Regions from separate parts of the Homo sapiens genome. Here all the other regions are linked to region 1. A link is a contact called in ENCODE Hi-C or POLR2A ChIA-PET data. All regions are on one chromosome and are shown on one strand. The core of a region is the stretch at or near the end of the contact, and the rest is flanking DNA. Distances in the headings are between cores, read along the strand shown. Region 1 holds the start of LINC00324 (long intergenic non-protein coding RNA 324). Region 2 overlaps CHRNB1 (cholinergic receptor nicotinic beta 1 subunit). Region 3 holds the start of PHF23 (PHD finger protein 23). Region 4 overlaps PIK3R6 (phosphoinositide-3-kinase regulatory subunit 6).

Region 1 (2,917 bases), core at 239-2,738:
ATTGACGCGTGTCAATCAAAGCGAAACCAGGCTGTGGTGGCCGAGTTGAGACACCAGGAAGGAAGTCAGGAAGCAGAAAGGGAGGGACCTGCCCAAGTCTGGGCGTGCCTCGTCTCTTCCTGACATGCCAGGCGGGTCTGGGGATTGAGATGCTTTCTGCTACCGCGGTGCCACAAAAGAGCTTACTGTACATTGATGACTTACAGTCAAGCCTCCTGCAGCGCTGGTCAGGTAACCTATTCCTTGAAGACACTCTTGTCTCAGTAAAAGGTAAAGGAGGGCTCGTCCGGGATTTGAACCCGGGACCTCTCGCACCCGAAGCGAGAATCATACCCCTAGACCAACGAGCCGACGTGCGGACGTTGCCGCGAACCGCCTTAGAGGTCGTGCCAGGCTTGCTGTAGTGCTGGGTCCACTATGCATGGCGGAACGGTCCGGGCGCACGCTCACGGACCAGCCTCCCCCAGGCCGAGTATTTTGGAGCACTGGGCTGGGAATCTCTTGGCTCCGGGCCGCGAGCTCCGGCTCCTCCCAGGAAATAGCGTCAAGGAAGTGGGAGGGAGTGGCCTCGGCCTCGCCCCCGCGCCGCCTTGCACGACTGCCTTGAACACCCGGGTTGTTGCTTCCTTTGGTTACCGACTTGGTGCCATTCCGTAACCTGGGATCTTGACACTTCCTGCCTCCGCCTGCGGTCCTTGGACCTAGCTCTTCGTTGCAGAGCTTTGAAGAGAAGCGGTGGAATTGCTTGCTTTCGGGACGGGCAGGAGAAATCACTAGGGGAACACCAGTGCCCCGTGTCTGTCTATCCTCCTGGGCTAACGGGCAGGGCAAACCCTGGGCCAGACCCATCGATAGTCCACGGGTTCCCCAGACCGCATGGCAGTACCCAAGCGAGGGAAAGAGGGAACGATTTCTGGGGCCCAGAAGACCCACGGAAGAGGGCGTTATTGAGCTGGGTGACTGGAGGGGGACAGGCTTTCCACCCTGCAGTGGGGCGGGGCGCAAGGCCAGGCGACTAGTCTCATGGCTTCCGGACTGTAAGATCAGGTTACCCCTACCCTACAGTCTAACCTCTGCTCCCCAGTCCCCTCCTAGAATGGCCTAGAAGGGAGACCCTCCTGCCTGCCTCCTAAGACCCCCCGAAGGCTCTGAGGCACGTGGCCGCATGAATGTGGTCGAAGGCCTGTAGACCCGGTTTGGGGACTTAGCAGTGTCCCCGGGACTGCCCAGTGAGCCTCTGCGCTCTTAAACACTCACCATGCTGCTCTTACTCCGGAGCTGCCCAGAGTCCCAGCAAGATCTGGTGGGGTCGGTAGCAGACCACGTGTCCTGCCTTTCCTCAGCTCAGTGCCTGTTCTGGGGAGTCCTCCCAGCGGGGTTCTGGCCTGCATCGGCCCTGGACCAGCCTGGTGTCATCTGTGGAACCATTTTGTTCTACACCCCAGTTGTGTGATTTGTGGGGCCAGGCCGTTCCTAATGCCCAACCCATAGATACGATGACGGGGCTTTCAGTGAAGGATTCAGCTCCTATTTGTCTTTCCCAGGTTCCCCTGGACAGACAGTGGGGAAGGGCAGCAGAAGTTAGCCCAGCCTTTCCCATTAGTGTCCCAAGTCTTTGAGATGGGTAAAGAGGTTCTCAGGGCTGATCTGGCATCTCCTCCCCCATTCCTACCCTTTTCCAATTCCTGTCTCCCTCCCCTTGGGCCCCAGCTTTCTCTGCAAAATAATCCAGTCACCTCTTCCCTGGCCTCAGGCACTTAAACGCTGCAGAAGGGGAGGCCTAAATCCTTTATGACCCTTATGAAAGCTATGTCCCTCTTCACCGGGCACAGTGGCTCACACCTGTAATCCCAGCACTTTGGGAGGCTGAGGTGGGTGGATCACAAGGTCAGGAGTTCAAGACCAGCCTGACCAAAATGGTGAAACCCCGTCTCTACTAAATATACAAAAATTAGCCAGGCGTGGTGGCGGGCGCCTGTAATCCCAGCTACTCGGGAGACTGAGGCAGGAGAATTGCTTGAACCCGGGAAGCGGAGGTTGCAGTGAGTCAATATTGTGCCATTGCACTCCAGCCTGGGTGACAGAATGAGACTCCCTCCGTCTCAAAAAAAAAAAAAAAAAAAAAAAGCTATGGCCCTCTTCCTAAACATGTATACAATCCAGGGAGTTCACACATAATCCCATCCACATACCCCACACTTTATTTTTTCCTCAGAAAAGTGCGTACATAGACCCCACTTTTAATAACCAAGAACTAACAAACAGCTGATCATTCGTTTATTTTATTTCATTTTTTTGAGACGGAGTTTCACTCTTGTTGCCCAGGCTGGGATGCAGTGGCGCGATCTCGGCTGACAACACCTCCTCCCCCCTCCAAGGTTGAAGCGATTCTCTTGCCTCAGCCTCCCAAGTAGCTAGGACTGCAGGCGCCTGCCACCACGCCTGGCTAATTTTTTGCATTTTTAGTAGAGACGAGGTTTCACTATGTTACCAGGTTTCACTATGTTGGCCAGGCTGCTGGTCTGGAACTCCTGACCTCGTGATCCGCCCACCTTGGCCTCCCAAAGCGCTGGGATTACAGGCGTGAGCCACCGCGCCCGGCCATACATGGCAAGTTTCTACATGGTGTTTCAGACTTAGCTGATCACCCTCTACCCTCAGGCCAGATTAGATTCCACTTCTCCCTGTTCTTACAGTGCCGTTAGTGCTGAAAGGGGAACGTGCCTTGTTCATTTGGTTCTGCACAGGGTCCAGCCCAGTGCTTGGCACAAACGTGGTCTCGGCAGTGCTGCATCCCTGGCTTGACCTGGAGGTAGCAATTCCTTCAAGCCATTTGCTCATCTTACATTGGTTCGTGGGCCATGGAATGGTGTCGAGAGCTTTCTGCCTATCTTCCAAGGAGGTTTAGGTCCTGCCA
Region 2 (2,881 bases), core at 44-2,543, 770 kb before region 1:
CTTCATCAATACTGCCCATCTCGGGTCCCAGGGAAATATTCTTAGGGTTAGGTACTATCAGATTGGAAGCCCTCTCTTTCCAGTTGGGATACCTCCCAACCCACTAAATAGCTTTTTTTTTTTTTTTTTTTTTTTTTTGAGATGGAGTTTTGTTCTTGTGGCCAGGCTGGAGTGCAATGGCACAATCTCAGCTCACTGCAACCTTCACCTCCCAGGTTCCAGCGATTCTCCTGCCTGAGCCTCCCAAGTAGCTGGGATTACAGGCACCCGCCACCACGCCCAGCTAATTTTTGTATTTTTAGTAGAGAGAGGGTTTCACCATGTTGGCCAGGCTGGTCTTGAACTCCTGACCTCAGGTGATCCACCTGCCTTGGCTTCCCAAAGTGCTGCGATTACAGGCGTGAGCCACCGCGACAGGCCCAACCCACTAAAGAGCTCTTAGGTCTGTGTGGCTGCATTTCCTTGTGTAGCTCGTTTGTGGAAGAATATGCACGCACATACTCACGCGCGGGAATGGGCATGTGGAGTGGGGTGGTTGGCTGTTTCCCTTCTGGTCTGAAAGCATGAAAGCCCCCACCAATACGCCTCTTCTACTCTGCAGATCTTCATTCACAAACTTCCGCTGTACCTGCGTCTAAAAAGGCCCAAACCCGAGAGAGACCTGATGCCGGAGCCCCCTCACTGTTCTTCTCCAGGAAGTGGCTGGGGTCGGGGAACAGATGAATATTTCATCCGGAAGCCGCCAAGTGATTTTCTCTTCCCCAAACCCAATAGGTAGGACTACGCCCGTTACCCACATAAGAGGGAGAGGGAGAACTACAGTTCCCAGAAGAGTGTGCGGAAGAAGCGGCCCATGCTCTCGGAAGACGCTGTGGTTGAGCATCATGGGAGTTGTAGTACTCCTGCTGCTCACTTTGAGGGGAGGTGGGAACTAAAACAGAGGCGGTGGAAGAAGTTGCACAAGGCTAGAGAGATCACTGCTGGAGGGAAAAGCATGATGGGCTCTCGGGTTTTGAGAACTGGCAAGTTGTTGGAGGCAGCTGGAGCGGGGCCTGGGTCGCCGGCACTGGCTGTCTTTGCGTTTGGGCGTGGCCAGTCACTCCTCTTCCAGGTTCCAGCCTGAACTGTCTGCCCCTGATCTGCGGCGATTTATCGATGGTCCAAACCGGGCTGTGGCCCTGCTTCCGGAGCTACGGGAGGTCGTCTCCTCTATCAGCTACATCGCTCGACAGCTGCAGGAACAGGAGGACCACGATGCGGTATGTCCAACGGGGGTGGAACAAGGCCAGGTCTAGGCGACCTTGGCCCCACCCCCAAATTCCGCACCAGCACTCGCTTTCGTTTTTTTTGTGTGGTTTTTTTTTGGCTTTTTTTTTTTTTTTTTTTTTTTGAGACAGAGTCTCGCTCTGTCGCCCAGGCTGGAGTGCAGTGGCTCGATCTCGGCTCACTGCAACCTCCGCCTACGGGTTCAAGCGATTGTCCTGCCTCAGCCTGCCGAGTAGCTGGGACGACAGGGGCGCGCCACCACGCCTGGCTAATTTTTGTATTTTTAGTAGAGACGTGGCTTCACCATGTTGGCCAGGCTGGTCTGAAACTCCTGACCTCAGGTGATCCGCTCGCTTCGGCCTCCCAAAGTGCTGGGATTACAGGCGTGAGCCACCGCGCCCGGCCTCGCTTTCGTTTCTGATTGGACCTCTCCCTCATTTGGTCCCACCCCCTGCTTACCTACTGGTTCTTTATGCCCATGCATTGCCTGCAGTCTCGCTCTCCTGTTGGCGCTGCCGGCTGTTGCCTCAAACCAGTGGTAGGAGGACTCAAGCGGGTAGCGGGCGGGGAAATGGGGGGGTTTCCCTGGGGGTCTGGGCCCAGAGCTCAGGAAGTTTCCTTTGCCTACCCACAGCTGAAGGAGGACTGGCAGTTTGTGGCCATGGTAGTGGACCGCCTCTTCCTGTGGACTTTCATCATCTTCACCAGCGTTGGGACCCTAGTCATCTTCCTGGACGCCACGTACCACTTGCCCCCTCCAGACCCCTTTCCTTGAAGACTGGAGGGTTGAGACCCAGGCCCCCTGCCAGTTGAAGTGAGAGTTTGGTGATACTGTCAAGCCCTATCCTTCTCTGCCTCTTAACTCCTTCACGAGGAATCTGGGCCTCTTATTTCGTTTCTGGGGACTGCATTGGACTGAGGGCTGGGTAGGCAGGTGTCTTGGACCCACCTGAAATGCAGTATCATCTGATTTACTCTTTGGGATCTTGAAGAAGCTCTTTTGGGTATCAACACCTAGGTCGCCAGTGAAATAGAACACAGAACAGGAACTAGATTATAAGCCTTATGAGGTCAAGAAATGTGACTTGGCCGGGCGCGGTGGCTCACGCCTGTAATCCCAGCACTTTGGGAGGCCAAGGCGGGCGGATCACCTGAGGTCGGGAGTTTGAGACCAGCCCGACCAACATGGAGAAACCCTGTCTCTACTAAAAATACAAAATTAGCCAGGTGTGGTGGTACATGCCTGTAATCCCAGCTACTAGGGAGGCTGAGGCAGGAGAATCACTCGAACCCGGGAGGCAGAGGTTGCAGTGAGTCAAGATCACGCCATTGCACTCCAGCCTGGGCAACAAGAGCGAAACTCCATCTCAAAAAAAAAAAAGTGTCTTGTTCACTGCAGCATGCCCAGTGCCACGCACAGGTGCTGACCTATAGTAAGTGCTTAACATTTGTTGAATAGGGGAAAGAAATTTCCGGAAGTAAATACAGCAATTAATAATGTTTATAAGCTGGGCATGGTCGCTCAGGCCAGTAATCCCAGTGACTTAGGAGGCTGAGGTGGGAGGATTACTTGAAACCCACAGTTTGAGACCAGCCTGGGCAACATAGTGAGACC
Region 3 (2,700 bases), core at 104-2,603, 980 kb before region 1:
CAGCCCCCAGGGTCCAGGATGACCACGCCGAACCGCTCCCCGCCCTCCGGCCCCTTCTACTCGAGCACGCGGCCCGGCGCGCCCCTCACCCCCACCCCAGACACACACAGGCACACGCATCCAACGCTACTTCACGGCCGGGACAGACCCGGGAGCTCTAACCCGGACGCGGCCCCCACCTGCCCCCCCCCCCCCGCCCATACCGCGCTCCCCACAATTTCGCCGTCCCTCCGCCCCCATCCGGGGCTTTGGCCCCTCCCCGTCTCCAGCTTTTCGGGCTCCCCACCGGGCCCCCCGGCCCTGTTCCTAGCCCTCTCCGGCCGCCGCCCCCCCCTCCGCCCCCGTACTCACCACCCAGTTACTAGGCTATGGACCCCTCAACTCTGGCCCCTTCCCCCCAACCAGCCACTCTCTCTCTCTCTCCACAGCAGCCACCGCTGCTGCCGCCGATGCCCCCCTCACCCTCAGCAACTCCCAGGCTCTTAACCCTCGCGGACCAACCCTACCCCCCCGCCCGACAAGTCGCCGGTCTTAACCCCCCCCACCCCGCCCCACCACCCCCTACAACTACCCAGCTCGCCTCGCTTCCTGGCTCGCTCTCTCCACAACTACCCCCCGGTACAGGTCCGTCTGCCGTAGACAATACCCAGACCCCCTCTTCTCCCCACAACTACCTGCCCACCTCTCCGACAATCACCGGGCATTCTCCGGCGGCAACTACTCGGAGCTCCGGTACCACCGCCACAAACTACCCCACCTCGGCGAACTACCGGGCCCCTCACTCAGCCTCTTCTACGTCCTCCCTCCTGAGCAACTCTCCGGCCACTGGATTCCCCTAACCTTCCAGTTCCAGGGCCCCAATCTGCCGGTGGCCCTTTCGGGCCCTAACCCCCGAGGCTCCGGGTTTCAAGCTCCTATCCCCCGCACCCCCACACCGTCTGATCTCCAACTACCCCAGCCCAGTTTCCCACTCCTCTTTCTCCAAGGTCTCTCAACTCGTCGCTCTCCCACCTCCAGGGCCAGCCTCCCGACCCCCTCCCCGAACTCCCCCGCTGGGCTCCGGGGCTCGACCTCCAAGTTTGCCAATTGATTCCTCGCCCGCCCCCCGCCGGCTCAGCGCTCTGCACCGGTCGAGAGCTCACCTTCGGGACTGGGCTCCGCCATGGCTTCCAGCATCGCCCCCTCCCCTCCTCCCGGTCCGGCGCCCCCCTCCCCGGAGCCGGGGATCCCGGTGCCGCCTCTAGTGCTCGATGCTCCCACTGCTTCGCTCCACAGAAGTGTCCGCCTCAGCCCGGTTGAGACTCGAGTCCGCTAGCCGCTGCCGCCACCTCCCTCTACCACTGCCTCCCGCACTCCCGGACCGGGCCCCCTCCCCCCGCGCCGCCGGCCGCCTGCTCCCTCCTCCTCCTCCTCCACCTCCTCTCTCCTCCCTCCCTCCTCTTCTCTCCCTCCTCCCCCCGCCGGCGCCGAGGCGCAGTGCACCAAGGGTTTTGTAGTCCGTCCGGGAACAGCGGAAAAGGGACCGCATGAACCTCCGGAACTTTGATTCCCAGAAAGCCACAGGCTGGCGCAGGCGCACCAAGCCGCTCCCCTCCCCCGGGGAGCGGCGGGGAGACCAGGAGCCGGAGGGGAGAGCGGAAGTGCGCGCGCAGGCCCCTGGGAGATGTAGGCTGGGCGGGACCAAGAAAGAAGAGGAAGAAGGGATTAGAACTCTCGGCCACCATACTGCCTCGTTCTGCAGCTTCTTTCTCCCCAGGAGGACCGCCCCACTTCCGGCCTGCCGGAGAAATGATTGCTGGGAGTTGAAGTATTCCTGGCGATAATGGCTCCCGCTCCCAGTCTTCTCCCTCCCTGATTCCACTCTGCCGGATCCCACACACCGGCAAAAGTCTAGCCAAGTGACATGCAACTGAGAACAGCCGTTTTACTAGCTTGCACACATGAAAATATCTTAGTTAGAATGTTCTAGCAAATGTGGATGTTCACCTAAAGCAGGTACTTCGGAACTTTCTCCACAGGAACCCACAGTAAAAAAAAATTTTTTTTTACATGAGCATTTTTAACATTTAGTTTCACATGCGTGTTATAAAACTAAAGTTTCAAGAAATAATCCTCAGTATTCCATTCCATCACAACAAAAGCACCCTCTTTTTGCAGACAGGGAAAAGCCCAACATGAACAGAATAAACCAAAATATACTTCTATCCCTCCAGCTTGTACCCAGTACTCTTCTTTCCCCACCACTGAAACCCACTGACACCTTGGAAAGACTTAAAATCAGCGGGACGAGGGGAGCAACACAAGGCAAAATTCAGTTCAGCTTGGTGGTTTCCTCTTTATTGATGTGCCTCCTACCTTCCCCCCACAATTTCAGTCCCTTCCAACTACCCCCAAAAAAGAAGGTAGTGAAAGGAAGGGATTGCTGGGGTTCTGAGCCCCTTGGGCAGTCAGAAAGGGAACAGAAACCAAAACAATCACTGGATGTGACACAGACTGACAATCAAGAAGTCTACAGCAGGATGGGAAAGGCGGGCAGAGAAAGGGGAAGAAAGGAGAAAGGAGAGTTACAAGATGCCAACTCCACCATTACCCCTCCTAAGAGAGGCTGGAGAGAAAGCCACAAACATTAAGAAGTGCCGGTCCTGAATAAGGGAGGTGGTGTTTGAGCTTGAAGGAGGAGGAGGTCAAGAAAGGGGGGCC
Region 4 (2,760 bases), core at 237-2,736, 630 kb after region 1:
CACTGCAGCATGTCCAGCATCTAGGGCAGCAGCCACTCAGTGGACAATGAATACCTATTTTAGATAAATATTTGATGAATGAATGAAAGTGAAGAATATTGCCAAAAGCCACGTGGCCATGAAGGATAGAACCAGGGCTAGAGCCCAGATCTCAACCTGGGGCGTGGGGTCATGGCCACTTCCCCTGACGTCCGCATGCCTTCCTTTCCCCTCTGTAAACCTCACAGAACCCCCCTCTGTCTTTGTGAAATAAAATGAACACAAACTTCTGTCTGGGGCGGCCTGGGTTAATAATGAACACGGGGCAGCCTCGAAAGAAAAGAAATCTCACAGATAAAGACTAAAAGAGAAGTGTAAGATACCAGGAATTTTTGTGGCAAATGGAGAGTGCTTCTGGGCTGATTTTTAATTGAAAGTAAAATTCCCCTTTGGGAGGCTGAGGCAGGCGGATCACAAGATCAGGGATCGAGACCATCCTAGCTAACATGGTGAAACCCCGTCTCTACTAAAAATACAAAAAATTAGCTGGGTGTGGCGGCAGGTGCCAGTAATCCCAGCTACTTGGGAGGCTGAGGCAGGAGAATCGCTTGAATCCGGGAGGCAGAGGTTGCAGTGAGCTGCAATCGTGCCACTGCACACCAGCCTGGGCAACAAGAGTGAAACTCTGTCTCAAAAAAAAAAAAAAAAAAGGGAAAGTAAAATTCTAAGAAACTTTACCAGTAACTGTCAGAAAGCCTCCCTATTCATTTGCTCATTCCTTCATTCACTCACGCATTCACTCATCAAACATTTATTCAGCGTTTCTATATATTTGTGCAGGTGCTGCTTCCTTGCTCCTCCCACAGGAGACCTTTGTGGTCGATTTCCTGTCCTTTGGGGCTGCTGACCACACCAGTGTGGGGGAAGAGCCCCCAGGGGATGAGCTTGCACGTAGACAGGAAATGGAAATAGAAGCAGCTCATTCTTAAAATGCATCAACATCAAATGTGTCTTCGTTTCAGGAATGAGAAGAATTTTTTAGGAAATAAAGCTTGCCCTTTCAAGCACCAAACCATGCCTCTGAATGTTTTCTCAATTAATCTTTTTTTTTTTTTTTTTTTTTTTTTGAGACAGTTTTGCTCTTGTCGCCCAGGCTGGAGTGCAGTGACGCGATCTCGGCTCACTGCAACCTCCGCCTCCTGGGTTCAAACGATTCTCTTGCCTTAGCCTCCCTGAGGCTAGGAATTACAGGCACCCGCCGCCACCCCTGGCTAATTTTTGTATTTTTAGTAGAGACAGGGTTTCGCCATGTTAGCCAGGCTGGTCTCGAACTCCTGACCTCAGGTGATCCACCCACCTCGGCCTCCCAGAGTGCTGGGATTAGAGGCGTGAGCCAGGCGCCTGGCTGTTTTCTCAATGAGTCTCAATGGAAGCTCATTGTATGCACCGTGCCATAAAACGGTGGCGATGGCAGGAGCTATCAGTAGGCGAGGGTAGCCCTATCCTACATTGAGTGGCTGTTACTGTTTGACTTCTCATGTATGATTCCTCATTTCAGCAGCACCAGCTGTGTTCTGCACTTAGTGGGTGAGTGGAGGCTGCAGTCCAGCCCACCGCTCTGCTGGCCTTTTTGTAATTTACTCAGGCAGGGAGGGTGAGGTTTTGCAATTCATCCATCCAAAGAGGAACTTGCTGTAATTTGTCTACTCAGAGGGGTGCCTCTTTCTGATTTGAACAAAGTGCCTTCTGTGTTGGCTGCAGCCCTGCCTGGGCTGTGTCTGCTCCTCCACCCAACTGCCAGTTTGCTGAAGGCTGGGAAGCCGGAATAAGCACATGCAATTGTCTTGTATGTAAAATGAAGAAACAAAGCCTGAGAACTGATCAATGAAAAGAGCATCAAACTTCCATCCATGGACTTGCAACTTCTATTTGCTCAGAGGGCCCTCTGGCTGTCTTCTGAGTTCCTGGCAGTGTTTTGGGTGGCTGAGGTTGGTGAGTAAATCAAAGAGCCTCTTCAGAACATAATCCATGGGGCAGAAATTGCACAAGACCTGAGAGGTTAGAGATGAATGAATGAGACATAGTCCTTGCCCCCTGGGGTGCGTGGTCTACCAGTCTGTCACCTCATAATGACCGCAGGGTGGCTGTACTTGCCCAAGACCCCTGGAACAGACGTCACACACCTATGGCCCACCATTAGCACACTGAAACTGTCTCACCGCCCCATGCACGCAGCATGCTTGTGATGGTTTATGTGTCAACTTGACCAGGCCAAGGGAGGCCCAGATGGCTGGTGAAGCATTATTTCTGGAGGTGTCCATGAGGCTATTTCCAGGAAAGATGAGCATCTGAATGCAGGGAGTGAGTCAAGATCTGCCCTCAGCCATGTGGGTGGGCATCACGTGATCTGCTGAGGGCCTGAATAGGAGAAGAGGGAGGAGGAAGGGCAGATGTGCTCTCTGTGCTTCAGCTGGGACATCCATCCTGCCCTTGGACAAAATCAGCGCTCTTGGTTCTCCAGCCTTCGGACTTGGACTGAGACTGACGCCGTCATCTTCCCTGGTTCTCAGGCCTTTGGACTCAGACTGGAATTACACCACTGACTTTCCTGGGCCTCTAGTTTACAGACCACGGATTACAGACTTCTCAGCCTCCACAATCACAGGAGCCAATCCCTGCTAATACATCCTTTTGTTCTCTACCCACTCCCCACCCACCTCCCAGTCTCTCTCTCTATCCTATTTGTTGTGTTCCTCTGGAGTGGCCTGACTAATACAATGC

What was found. A loop is a pair of places that touch in the nucleus more often than their neighbours do. ChIA-PET counts read pairs that join two places held with the same protein, here RNA polymerase II (POLR2A). Pooled maps may share reads with other maps.
Region 2: a loop to region 1 is called in a pooled map, with 4 times the contacts of the local background. The contact joins the enhancer-like site here to the promoter of LINC00324 in region 1. A Hi-C loop is called at or near these places in 1 of 50 pooled maps. POLR2A ChIA-PET finds 5 or more read pairs at or near these places in 2 of 52 experiments (GM12878 and WTC11).
Region 3: a loop to region 1 is called in a pooled map, with 26 times the contacts of the local background. The contact joins the promoter of PHF23 here to the promoter of LINC00324 in region 1. A Hi-C loop is called at or near these places in 1 of 37 single-sample maps with no recorded cell type and 9 of 50 pooled maps. POLR2A ChIA-PET finds 5 or more read pairs at or near these places in 1 of 52 experiments (HEK293T).
Region 4: a loop to region 1 is called in a pooled map, with 8 times the contacts of the local background. The contact joins the enhancer-like site here to the promoter of LINC00324 in region 1. A Hi-C loop is called at or near these places in 3 of 37 single-sample maps with no recorded cell type and 4 of 50 pooled maps. POLR2A ChIA-PET finds 5 or more read pairs at or near these places in 2 of 52 experiments (GM12878 and activated T-cell).

The regions. Positions count from the first base shown.
Region 1 is chr17:8,222,555-8,225,471 of GRCh38, forward strand. LINC00324 (long intergenic non-protein coding RNA 324) reads right to left here and starts at 1,489. Exons shown (of 3, transcript NR_026951.1): 1 at 1,258-1,489; 2 at 1-720. It overlaps CTC1 (CST telomere replication complex component 1), which reads right to left. Exons shown (of 23, transcript NM_025099.6): 23 at 2,261-2,917. It overlaps TRP-CGG1-3 (tRNA-Pro (anticodon CGG) 1-3), which reads right to left and starts at 350; the gene lies at 279-350. RefSeq lists enhancers at 1-42, 365-1,106, 653-782, 1,033-1,272 and a silencer at 253-302.
Region 2 is chr17:7,454,683-7,457,563 of GRCh38, forward strand. CHRNB1 (cholinergic receptor nicotinic beta 1 subunit) reads left to right here. Exons shown (of 11, transcript NM_000747.3): 9 at 602-774; 10 at 1,112-1,259; 11 at 1,901-2,881. The coding sequence ends at 2,041. Among named protein-coding and RNA genes, the nearest start is that of CHRNB1, 11 kb to the left of the region's middle. RefSeq lists enhancers at 1,009-1,510, 1,038-1,117, 1,198-1,357. Within about 2 kb of position 1,294, at least 33 of the 41 ENCODE cell types and tissues checked have a DNase peak (open chromatin) inside an H3K27ac peak, as active enhancers do; they include GM12878, where a contact is called at or near this core.
Region 3 is chr17:7,238,104-7,240,803 of GRCh38, forward strand. PHF23 (PHD finger protein 23) reads right to left here and starts at 1,354. Exons shown (of 5, transcript NM_024297.3): 1 at 1,143-1,354. The coding sequence starts at 1,176. GABARAP (GABA type A receptor-associated protein) reads right to left here. Exons shown (of 4, transcript NM_007278.2): 4 at 1,905-2,700. RefSeq lists silencers at 1-101, 1,252-1,431, 1,482-1,621 and enhancers at 955-1,604, 1,732-1,821.
Region 4 is chr17:8,857,230-8,859,989 of GRCh38, forward strand. The region is part of intron 1 of PIK3R6 (phosphoinositide-3-kinase regulatory subunit 6); the gene reads right to left. Among named protein-coding and RNA genes, the nearest start is that of PIK3R6, 9.1 kb to the right of the region's middle. RefSeq lists an enhancer at 2,211-2,470. Within about 2 kb of position 1,487, at least 8 of the 41 ENCODE cell types and tissues checked have a DNase peak (open chromatin) inside an H3K27ac peak, as active enhancers do; they include GM12878, where a contact is called at or near this core.